Linked DNA regions of Homo sapiens: all the other regions are linked to region 2. The links are chromatin contacts, found by Hi-C or POLR2A ChIA-PET in ENCODE. All regions are on one chromosome and are shown on one strand. The core of a region is the stretch at or near the end of the contact, and the rest is flanking DNA. Distances in the headings are between cores, read along the strand shown.

The links. A loop is a pair of places that touch in the nucleus more often than their neighbours do. ChIA-PET counts read pairs that join two places held with the same protein, here RNA polymerase II (POLR2A). Pooled maps may share reads with other maps.
Region 1: a loop to region 2 is called in a pooled map, with 19 times the contacts of the local background. The contact joins two enhancer-like sites. A Hi-C loop is called at or near these places in 3 of 37 single-sample maps with no recorded cell type and 7 of 50 pooled maps.
Region 3: a loop to region 2 is called in a pooled map, with 5 times the contacts of the local background. The contact joins two enhancer-like sites. A Hi-C loop is called at or near these places in 4 of 50 pooled maps. POLR2A ChIA-PET finds 5 or more read pairs at or near these places in 2 of 52 experiments (T-cell and activated T-cell).
Region 4: a map of CD8-positive, alpha-beta T cell shows a loop between it and region 2 (35-fold over the local background). The contact joins the promoter of TXLNB here to the enhancer-like site in region 2. A Hi-C loop is called at or near these places in 3 of 168 maps with a recorded cell type or tissue (CD8-positive, alpha-beta T cell, naive thymus-derived CD4-positive, alpha-beta T cell and natural killer cell), 12 of 37 single-sample maps with no recorded cell type and 13 of 50 pooled maps. POLR2A ChIA-PET finds 5 or more read pairs at or near these places in 1 of 52 experiments (CD8-positive, alpha-beta memory T cell).

The regions. Positions count from the first base shown.
Region 1 is chr6:139,160,756-139,163,455 of GRCh38, forward strand. The region is part of intron 1 of HECA (hdc homolog, cell cycle regulator); the gene reads left to right. It also overlaps a transcript of TXLNB not described here. Among named protein-coding and RNA genes, the nearest start is that of HECA, 27 kb to the left of the region's middle. Within about 2 kb of position 1,321, at least 8 of the 41 ENCODE cell types and tissues checked have a DNase peak (open chromatin) inside an H3K27ac peak, as active enhancers do.
Region 2 is chr6:141,482,353-141,485,052 of GRCh38, forward strand. No RefSeq gene overlaps it. Among named protein-coding and RNA genes, the nearest start is that of GJE1, 650 kb to the right of the region's middle. RefSeq lists an enhancer at 1,270-1,409. Within about 2 kb of position 1,424, at least 16 of the 41 ENCODE cell types and tissues checked have a DNase peak (open chromatin) inside an H3K27ac peak, as active enhancers do; they include CD8-positive, alpha-beta T cell and natural killer cell, where a contact is called at or near this core.
Region 3 is chr6:138,943,297-138,945,996 of GRCh38, forward strand. It overlaps REPS1 (RALBP1 associated Eps domain containing 1), which reads right to left. Exons shown (of 20, transcript NM_001286611.2): 3 at 2,205-2,401; 4 at 1,923-2,076; 5 at 1,202-1,326; 6 at 557-719; 7 at 217-280. Among named protein-coding and RNA genes, the nearest start is that of REPS1, 44 kb to the right of the region's middle. Within about 2 kb of position 1,260, at least 2 of the 41 ENCODE cell types and tissues checked have a DNase peak (open chromatin) inside an H3K27ac peak, as active enhancers do.
Region 4 is chr6:139,290,728-139,293,427 of GRCh38, forward strand. TXLNB (taxilin beta) reads right to left here and starts at 1,271. Exons shown (of 10, transcript NM_153235.4): 1 at 1,194-1,271. All of the region lies in intron 4 of LOC102723690 (a long non-coding RNA gene), which reads left to right. RefSeq lists enhancers at 1-45, 246-495 and a silencer at 105-399.

The DNA of each region.
Region 1 (2,700 bases), core at 71-2,570, 2.3 Mb before region 2:
CATTGGAAAAAGTAGAAAACATTGGAGCAGTTTGCATTTATCTGGGGAGTGAAATACAGCGGTATAAAATTATGGTAGCATATAAGCAAACATTTTTATGAAACTTTACTATTTATAAAGTGTTTTCATGTACATGAGCTGAATAGGGCAAGCATTTTATCCCCACTTTACAGATGAGGAAACAAAACTGCTCAATGTCAAACAACTAATCAGGAGCAGACCTGGCATCAGACACCTCTCTTCTGTTATTCCCTGCTGCTTTTCCAGTTTGGACAATGTGTGTGTGTGGTGTGTGTGTGTCGGGGACAGGGGTGGTGCTAATGAGGGAGGAAAGTATGTTTGAACCGAGCCTTGAAGGAAATAATGTCCGAGTTTAGAGGCCAACACACTTCAGCAAAAGCATTGTCAGACATCCTCTGACTATTCCCGAGGTCCACCCTGTTACCCCATTTTGCCTGTCTCCCTGGGAGCCTCACCCTGCTGGTGTGTCATAGGGTGAAGTGTCTGTTGTGTGTATTACTGGGTGTATTTAACATGCTCTTGGCTTTGTATTTGTTTTTGAAGCCTACCCACAAGGCCACATCAAAGTGGCTGACTATAAACAAGCAGGGCTGGCAAGTTGGAGTGGGGGCTCTTCATACAAGGAAGAGGTTTTCTGGTTAGGAAACAGTGGAGCATGGCTGTGAACATGACAAACACTGTTAAAGGGACAGGGATGGGGCACAGCTGTGGTACCTTGTCTGTGTTCCATGTGTGCACTTCTGTTAGACCATTAGAGCTCTTAGCTCAAGACCTGGCATGTAGGAAGTGCTCAGTATTGGTTAAATGAAATATTTGCTGCTTTTTGAAAAGACACAGAATTTTTCCTCTCTTAATCCACCTTTCTTTAGTGTGAAAATACTTTTCAAAGAAATATCAAGTCAGTCTCAACATTTACAGTTGGAATATTGTGAATGCAAATGTTAGTTAGATCTTCCTTTGACCTAATTTGATTTTATTGGTCTTGGGTTAGTAAAATTTGGTTATTGTGGTTACATTTCAGGGACGTTTACTTCAAGGCTCTTCATCTGAAGGATCAAGATAAAAACAACTACACTTAATAATTGACCAATTAACATTTTAAAGGCCTCTAAAGGTCACAGCCCAGGTGACTGGTGAATTTACTCAGTTTCAAACCACTCTTCTACTTCTTTTTGTTGTGCTTCAGTACATCCAGGTCTGACTGTCTAGGATTACAGCTCTCTTTTTCACTTCTGCTCCTCTTGTCATGTGTGGGTTTGGTGAGCCAGTATCTTTAATGCGACTTTTTTCAGCACTGGAGTTTTACAAAGCCTGGGCCCAGTGGTGCCGGAAACACTAAGATGAGTAAGAGGCTTCCTCTCCTGAGTCGTCAGCTGGTGGGGATTATGAAGAGTCCCCATGATGAGGGACTCAAGTAAGATTGGGGCCAGACCATCAGGGAGGGGAGGAGAAGGGTTGGAGTCAGGATAGGGGGGCAATCCTGGTAAAATTGGTATGTAGAGAGGTGGGCCTTGAAGCAGTAGGAGTGGGGAGGAAGTTTACTAGATGCCAGGTGCTTTCTCAGCATTTCATGTGTATAGTTTTTTTCATTTCATTCTTCTGAACCATTTAAGGTACATTCTGTTGTTTTCTGCATTTTATACAGAGGAAACTGACACAAAGAGAAGTTAAGTAAGTTGTCCAAGAGCATGCAGCTCATAAATGGTCCTGCCTGGATTCCAACTCAGGCAGTCTGGTTGCAGAGTCTGAACTGTGAATTGCTGTCAGTGGCTGAATGGGATTTGGACAAATGAAGATTAAGGGGAAACCACGGTGATCAAATATTAATACATAGAGGTAGACAAATTGGTTTAGGGCCATTTTGCCAAGGCCCTGGAATCCCACACCTGAAGGGGATAATTGTAACATATGACAGAACTAATATTTGTATAGGCTTTATGGGTCCACATTGCCACCACCCTCTGCTGATTGATTTGGTGGAATGTTGTGTCTGTGGTTCAGTGTGCAGGGATAAGGTTGGGAAGGTTGTTGAGTAGAGGAGTCACATGGTTTGTTCCCTCTCATATGTCTTTAAGCTGTCGTGAGGTTTTGGCCTGTATTCCCTGAGCTCATGAACATGGTGTTAAGGCTCAGCCTCTGCTGTCTTCTGTACCCTGCCCATGCTCTTTCCCTGCCCTACAGTTACCCTCTGGAAAGAGTTTCCTGGAGTCTCCCTGTTTCTGCCTTTTCACCTCACTGTCTACCTCTGACCTGCCCTCCATCATTCCCGCTGGAGCTGTTCTCCGTGAGGAGACAGTGCCTGGCTCACTGCTCATTTTGGCTGGGACTTTTCAGGTTTATTGCATCCAGTGAATTCTTAACTCGGGGTGATTTTACCCCCTAGGGGATACCTGGCAGTGCCTGGAGACATTGAGTGGGGCTGGCCTCTACGGGATGGACAGTGAGGTTGCTGCTAGCTGCTAGACATCTTACAGGATGGCTCCCACAACAGAGATCCAGCCCAAATGTCTGTAGTGCAGAGGTGGAGAAGCACCGATGTTACCTGGTGCTCTGGGACATTTTGCAGTTCTCCATTCTTTTTTTTTTTTTTTTTTTTTAAAGGGAGTCTCACTGTGCCACTCAGGCTGGTGTGCAGTGGCACAATCTCTACTCACTACAACCTTCGTCTTCCAATTCAAG
Region 2 (2,700 bases), core at 174-2,673:
ATGTGATGAAACTAGTTATGACTTAGTGGCTACTGATGGCTTATCATGCATTTTTTTAATGGAAAATGTCTTTCCTCCAGAACTTTAAAATTTGGAAATATTCATATACTAATATATTTTATGTAATAATATTAGAAGAGGAAGAACCTATATTCACATATTAATTATCATTTTTCTCACAAAGAAATAGAGATAAACCAAGACTAAGACATGGTCCCAAGATCACACAGCAATTAAGATTCAGTCCTTATTTACTATTCATTTCATTCTCTGAAACTGCAATTATATTTGCTTTCAAAGAATGTTCCAGAAAAATATAAGTGTAGAAAAAGAATAATATAGACATTAATTTCACTAAATAATATAAGCATTTTTTTTTTCTTTTTCTATCAGCTGAAAGCAGCCTAGGAGTGTTAATCCTCTTGGTGTTTCTCAACCAGACTCTTTTGCATGATAAAACAATTTTACTCTCATTGGTCTATTCTAGCATTTAAGTTAATTTTCCAACCATCTAAATTCCAAGTGTGCACCATAGAGGTTGAGCTTTTCTATCCATCTGCTACACCAATACCGTCCAGTCTATGCCAATGATTGAAGGGTATAAAAAAAGGGCCGTGTGGTCGTTTCAGTTTTGTTTTGTTTTGCAATGCAGACGCACTTGGAGCAGCAGGTCAATGAATTCTGGGAACTGCATCTTTTTGACACATGAGACCTTTGCAGAATGAATCAAAGTTAAATCCCATGAATAAATGCTAGTGTTTAATAATCATTCCGTTTATGGAAGCTTTATTGTGAATTCATAAAAGCAAGGACAATATTTCCTTGCAAGTCCACAAATCACCATCATAAGCAAGGCAATCGTGAATAAACTGAGCTGGACTGCATAGCCTCTTTGGCAGTTGCTAGTATTTAAATATGGATGGGAGAAGCAAAGACTAGGAGAAGTTGTCCTAAAGCAAGCAAATGACAGCTCCCACAAATAAAGGGAAAAATGTTAAAACAATAAACAAAAGAGAAACAATTACTTGCTCATTACAAACATGTCATATTGCATTCTTTATTTTGATTGTGGAAAATTAGCCATTGACTACCAGGAACAATTGATTTTCCTTCACAGCTGTTTTCTAATTACATCTGAACACTGAAAATTCTAGTGCAGCCATTCAGCTGTACAAAGAGAATTTTCTTTTATTATTTTTGCTATTGCTGCAAGCTCTGCCCAGAAGCATGACTATAGTTAGATGATCTGTACTGTATATATGTGGTGTTTGTATTAAAAGCCATGCTTTTCAGGGATGTTATAAGAACTCAAATATTTTAAATTACATAGGGCAGAACTTGGTGTACAAGCTGTTTTGCCCAGATGCTATTACGTAGCTTTCTCTTTCTTTTTGCCATCAAAACAAGGAAGAAGATAATGAAGATAGCTTAAATCGGTACATCCGTTTCTTAGTCACTGCATAGTCGTCAATTGGATCTATTTTTGTCATTGTGGCTTCTGATGAGTGTTTTGGCACAGTCTTACTGGGAGGGTGGAGGGTGATGGGCAGTTTCCTGTCAGTTAATTCTGTGGGTAAATTCTAAGCAAAGAGCATGGAGATTATTAACAGGCAGGATTCCAAGGTTTCAGAGAAGCAATTGAAATTTTTGGATGCTTCTCTTCAAACGCTTTAGAATTTTCCTCAAAATGATTTCAGTTTTAAAATATGGCCAGAAATATGAAACTTGCCCTTGGGAGTTTTCTAGGACTTGCGGTTAGTGAGTTCTGGAAAAATAGTTAAGATACTTCCTTCAGAGTTTAGGGTCTCTGATTAATCTTTACCATAATTTAGGTGAAATCAGCTCAGCAATGTTAACAATTCAGCAAAAATAAAGTGAAACCTTAAAATGTTTTTTTTCCAATGGAAAAAAAAACACAACATTTCAAGCCTGGGTTATTAAAGCAAAAACTGGGAGCTCTTATTTATTTACTTATTTATTTTAATTTTTTTAATTTATTTTTATTTTTTGTAGAGACAGGGTCTCACTATGTTGCCCAGGCTGGTCTACCACTCCTGGCTTCAAGCGATCATCCTTCCTCGGCCTCCCACAATTCTGGGATTACATACGTGAGCCACCACACCCGGCCAGCTCTTTGTTGCCATTTATTAAATATTTGCCCTCTTTAGAGGTAACTTTAATCAGGTATCTGTTCACTGGATGGCAATTTTTTAAGTCTTTGATCAAAACTCTAACCTCTGTAGTTCCTGTAGTAACGCAGTGTAACTTGAAATTTGCCATTTTACTTGGAAGGCTCAAAGATTCCTCAATGGCCCATCTTATTTTAGTATTTCCTTTGCCAAGATTAAGATTGAGGTGATGATTGTTTAATTAAATTAAATTTGGCTTGAGGCTGTCTCGGTACCGTAGGTCCCTACATAACAAACTACAATTTAACTAAACAAACTGAAAGCCTAATTTAGGAGTATATATTGTAACAAATTGCTAGGTCTCAGCCAGTCACAGCCGACTAGCTTCAGCCAATCACAGGCTGCCAATTGATCAGACCATGTCCAAACAAGTAAAAAATGCTAAGCTGTAACCAACCAGTTTCTGTACCTTACTTTCATTTTCTGTCCATATGTACTGCCTACCTACTTTGCAGAAGTGAGATCTCTGAACCACTCTGCTGGCTCTTGAGAGCTACTGGATTCCCAAATA
Region 3 (2,700 bases), core at 10-2,509, 2.5 Mb before region 2:
AAAGAATTTTAGCTCTTTACAAAGAACTACTGTATCAGTATCACTTATTTCTTTTCTGCAGAATAAGAGAGAAGCTGGCTATTGTAAGGCAATACTGAGTTCTTTGACAGCATTCTTGAAGGGGTTAGTTGTTTATTTTTTAAGGCTCTAAAATCTATCTGCTAGAAACTCCTTGGAAGCAACCCAGTTACCCAACTAATGATATACCACACTTACCAAATATGAGAAAGTTCAAGAATAGGAAGTTTTGATTTTGTAAAAAACTCTTTAGCTGCAGATCCTGAAATATTAAAACAGTGTTGTTTAATGTTATTCTGAACTTACGGATCCACGAACAGAATGTAAGAGTCTTAGACTTTTTTAACTGGGAAAAGATATTTTTAATATGTGAATATGTCATGTTTTTGGCCCCCAGTGATTATAAATTCTTTTTAGACAAATAATCTGATAATTATTTTATAATTAAAATCTATGACCAATAAAACAATGTCTTTGATATTATGAAATTGAGATTCTCCTGTCCCATCTAGAAGAACTTCTGTTTTCAACAACTCACCTGGAATAAATCCGTTTAGATCAGGCTGAATGGTTTTAAACTGATTTACATAATACTGTCTTTGTTCATCTGTTATTTTCCAGGGATCATCATAACTACTGGATTGCCTACGAATTTCAATGGCAGTTGTAGCTGATGCTACAGTTCGTACTGTTGTCTGGTCCTGTAATGAAACATTTTTTCCTCAGTACAATATCTACCTACATGATTATATGGACCAAGATTGCTAGGTTATTTATCTTTGAAAGTAAAACTTGCTTTTTGTGTATATTTAAAATGTAAAACCACACATCTGTTACAGTCAGATTATTGGATATGTTTTTGCACAATGATTATAGAAACGAGTAGAATGACAGCAATTATGTAAGCAACAGAAAGTTATGAAAATGTGCTAAGAAAGCCAAGCAAATATATTTCCAGATGCAGAAACCTTTCAAAACTTCACTAGGGAATCAGAAACAGAAATAAAATCAGCTGAAACATTCCAATGATAACAGATTTGAAATGCACAGAGCAGAATTTTGCTTTTAAATAAATGAGTGGATTTGCATTTATAAAATCTGCAACAGCAAAATATAAAAACAACGACTGGAGCAATACTCTGAATGAAGCAAATAAAAATGCAATACCAATAAAATGTCACACCTGGACAGAAGCAGGATGCATGGTTAAAAGAGTACTGGTTGGTGGAGTATCTGCAAAACTGACCCAGTTTTCTTGAGGTGGAGGTGGGGAATGCCCTGACCACACTGCATCACCAGCAGAAGAACCTATAAGGAGAATGGGTAAACATGCTGACTCATGTTTGAGGAAAAAAGTTACTAGGAAGTTTTCTTTCCAACTCTTACTCTGAAGAAATCTAACAATTTCCAAAATGGAATCTTTTCTGTTCTATTAGAAATTATACCTCATTTAAATATCTTCAATTATTTTGTGCTCTCCTTGTCAATAAAATGTATGTAATATATACATAATATTCTGGGAAATAATTATTCATTTTACCTTTAGAGAATCTGGTATCCATAAACTTGTCTAAACATCACAGATACACATAAATGCAATTACCACTTTTCAAAGCAATGTATCCACTTACAAATTTCCATAGTTGGTTTTTGCTTCTATTTAACTTAAACTTACAATTAAAAACTATCTGGGAGGCAACTCCTGAAGGAATATTATCAAGTTTCCTTCAATTTACAACCCTAAATAATTGTTACTTTCAAAAAATCTCTAAGCCAGGTTCTGTGGCACAAGCCTATAATCCCCACCTACTCAGGAGGCTGAGGCAGGAGGATCATTTGAACCCAGGAGTGCAAGACCAGCCTGGGCAACACAATGACACTCTAATCAATCAATCTCTAAATACCTGATTGTGCTTCACCAAAGGGAGACCAAAATGGCCCAGGTCCCGCGAGAGGCCTCTCACTATTCCCACCGCTGGGATGACGGCTGTGCTTCCTCCATGTGTGTGGAGAAGTTGGTGGGGATTGCTGTGGTGAAACTACTGGGGATGCAGGTTCCTAGAAAAGAATATTATTTTAAAATTTTAACTTTAAGGAGACATTTTAATTATTAAGCTACCAATAAGAGCCTTAGTGAAGCATTTGCACAGGGCATCAACTGCTAATATTTACATGCATGTGATTACCTGTGCATCTGCAGATGTACGAGGCTGAACCGTATCATGGCTTACGGATCCCTTTTTCACTTGCCCCCTGCCAGGTGGTGGGGGAATTACACCAGAATACGACCCTTGATTTTCAGAATCTGAAGAATATGAGGCTGCATGGCGAGATTCCTGTTCATTCTTTGAAGCAACAAATCTTGGCAGAGGAAGGTCCTTTACTGTTAACCACAAAATAATCATTACTTCAAAATAAAAAAGGACATATATATTGAAAACTAAAATAAGACATGAATTAGATATTAGAATTTTTGTAAAAATGGATACAGAAACAAGAGGCACAAAATGTCTATCACCACAAAATTTGGACCACCATCTCCCTTACATTATTTAGGGAGACTCTTATCTAGAAAGAAGTAATAAAACCAAATTGTCCTTCTAATGAGTGATAACAATGGCTACATCAAATGTCTACGTATGTTTGGCCCTATACTTGCCACTGAATATTTATTTCACCTCG
Region 4 (2,700 bases), core at 21-2,520, 2.2 Mb before region 2:
TGTAAATAATATTTAACAGTGATGCTGCTAAATAGCAGCATAAAAATGTGGCAAGATCCTCATAATTCACAGGTTTTGCTGTTGTGGTAACATGAAAGTGAAAACAAAAGCATACTGTTCTACAACTGCACAGCTTCCTTTTCCTGTTCTCAGGGCAGTAGATGTCAATTGAATGCTCAGACACCAACAAGAACAGAAAATTCAACACACAGATGTTGCCACTGACTTGTGATGCTCACCAAACACTCATAACTTAGAGGAAGTACTTTTTTTCTTTCACTGGTTTGAATTCACCAACTTGATTATCAAATAATGCAGCAGTTTCATTATTTTCATCACTGGGATTTCTTTTCCTGACCTCACTTGTTGATTGCACTCATCTATATATAACTTAGGCCTCCCCTGAACACGGAGAAAGACACACGGCACCTGCTGTCCAGCCAGAAGTTATTTTAAGCTATTCTAAAATGAGTCATGCCGTTTAGCACTTCATCCTTGAAAATCAAGAGAATCGTTTTTCAGTCAAATTGAAAACAGTAAACATTTAGTGGCTTAAATCCATACATGGGTTTTAAAGTCGGGGAGACTATCTTAGGATGAAATAAAATCTCAAGTAAAATGAACTTCAAAATAATTAATTTAAGATAAGCTGTCCATAGGAGTTTTACTTCGGTTAGTCTAAATGCAAGTGGCTGTTTGTATTTGATTTATTCTTCATGAGATGCCACAATCATTGATTTTTTAAATTCTTAATTCCATGGCTATTCTTTAAACTCCTGTTCCACATTTACTTTAAAACAGAACAGTCATTATAAAGCCCAGGACAATTCAATTCCCAAAAGTAGCCTCAAGACAAGTTAACAAGAGGGAAAAAAACAAAGTCAGAGAACTTTGTTACTTTTCAATCATCCATTTTATATTATGTGGCAAAGAAATTATTTCTAACTTTTATCTTATATAAACTTTATTGCCTTATTTTCCCCTCCCCAGGGAGAGAACTTTTCACTTGTGTTGGCTATTCCAGATGACTATCACAGACACATCCCTCCCTAAGCAACACATTTTATTTATAAATACAACAATGAAAAGTTCTCCAACAGTTCACTGGCAATCTCAAAGTTGCAAGTTTCGAACACCACAAACCGCACCCTATACCTTCTCACAGGGCTTGGGGGAGTGTTTGTCATACTTACCAGAAGGCAAGAAGCTAAGCAAGAAGAGAGAGGAGAGGAAGGAGGCAGGAAAAAGCAAGTCAGAGCTGCAGCAACAGCAGGAGAGGGCGGGCTGGCTGTGTTCTTACAAGGGAGAGAGAAACCCAATACACACACACACACATACACACGTGCACGCACGCGCGCGCACACACACACACACACACACACGCCACAGGCACTGATGGAGGCAGCAGTCTGGAGGAGGTGGGGGTAGGGAAAGGAACATCATATGACACAGCAAGGGGAAAATACACCCAAGCTTCCCTAGCTGTTGCCAGGGGAAATACCTTAGCAGAGAGAAGCAGCTGGAAGATCTCATTAGACTCTCCATGTTTTGTTTGTCCTTTCGGAAATTTAAACTCTGAGTATATTACCCCCGTTGCAAATGCAGTCTTTCACCATTGTTGTCCTTTTTGGGTAGAGATCAGTTTTTCTTACTTCTTGGGTTATCTCCAGTGTGGTGGAAGATTCATCTTCTTTTTCTTCTTCTTCTTGCACTAGCTTAATTAGTGTCAGGTTTCTTACAGGAATCATGGAAAAAGAAAAACAATGGCATAAGAACAGGGAGGTGGTGGAACCATTTTAATTCTGATGTCATTGTTTGGTTTGTTTGCAAAGTTTGAAATAAACATGTAGATGGTGATTTTGGAGCTGAACTGAGTATAATCTTCATGCACGTGGTAATTGGTGTGACCTTGGAGCACAGTCTTTCCCAGGTAACTCTTCCCATCTCAAACAAACCCTCAGGGAAGCAGTCTGCTTTTTCTTCCTTAGTTGGTGGCTTTCCCACATTTTGTAAATCCTCAACATGCTCCTTGATCCTCCTCAGAAAAAGAAATTCCTTCTGATTCACCATAAAATGCCTGTCTATTAATTTACATCCATTTGCCTTTTATTTTTCTTTCTGGAGCTTGTGTTCCCATACTTCCAAAGCAGATTCCTCCATCGGTTTCTGCTCTGGGGACAGGCTAGGCATAGTGGCATCCCTTGTGGGAGGCAGAATAATGCCACCCAAAAGATCTCCACGTCCTACTCCCTGGAACCTGTGAATATGTTTCTTTACATGACAAAAGAGACTTTGCAGATGTGAGGAAGGATCCTGAGGTAGGGAGGTTATCTTGAACTACTGGGTGGGTTCAATGTAATCATAAGGGTATTTATTTATTTATTTATTGAGACAGAGTCTCGCTCTGTCACTCAGGCTGGAGTGCAGTGGTGCAATCTCAGCTCACTGCAACCTCCCGGGTTCAAGCGATTCTCCTCCCTCAGCCTCCCAAGTAGCTGGGATTACAGGCGCCTGCCACCACATCCAGCTAATTTTTGTATTTTTAGTAGAGACGGGGTTTCGCTGTGTTGGCTAGGCTGGTCTCGAACTCCTGACCTCATGATCCGCCCACCTCGGCCTCCCAAAGTGCTGGGATTATAAGCGTGAGCCATTGCACTCAGCCTCATAAGGGTCTTTATAAATGAGGGAGGAAGGCAGTAG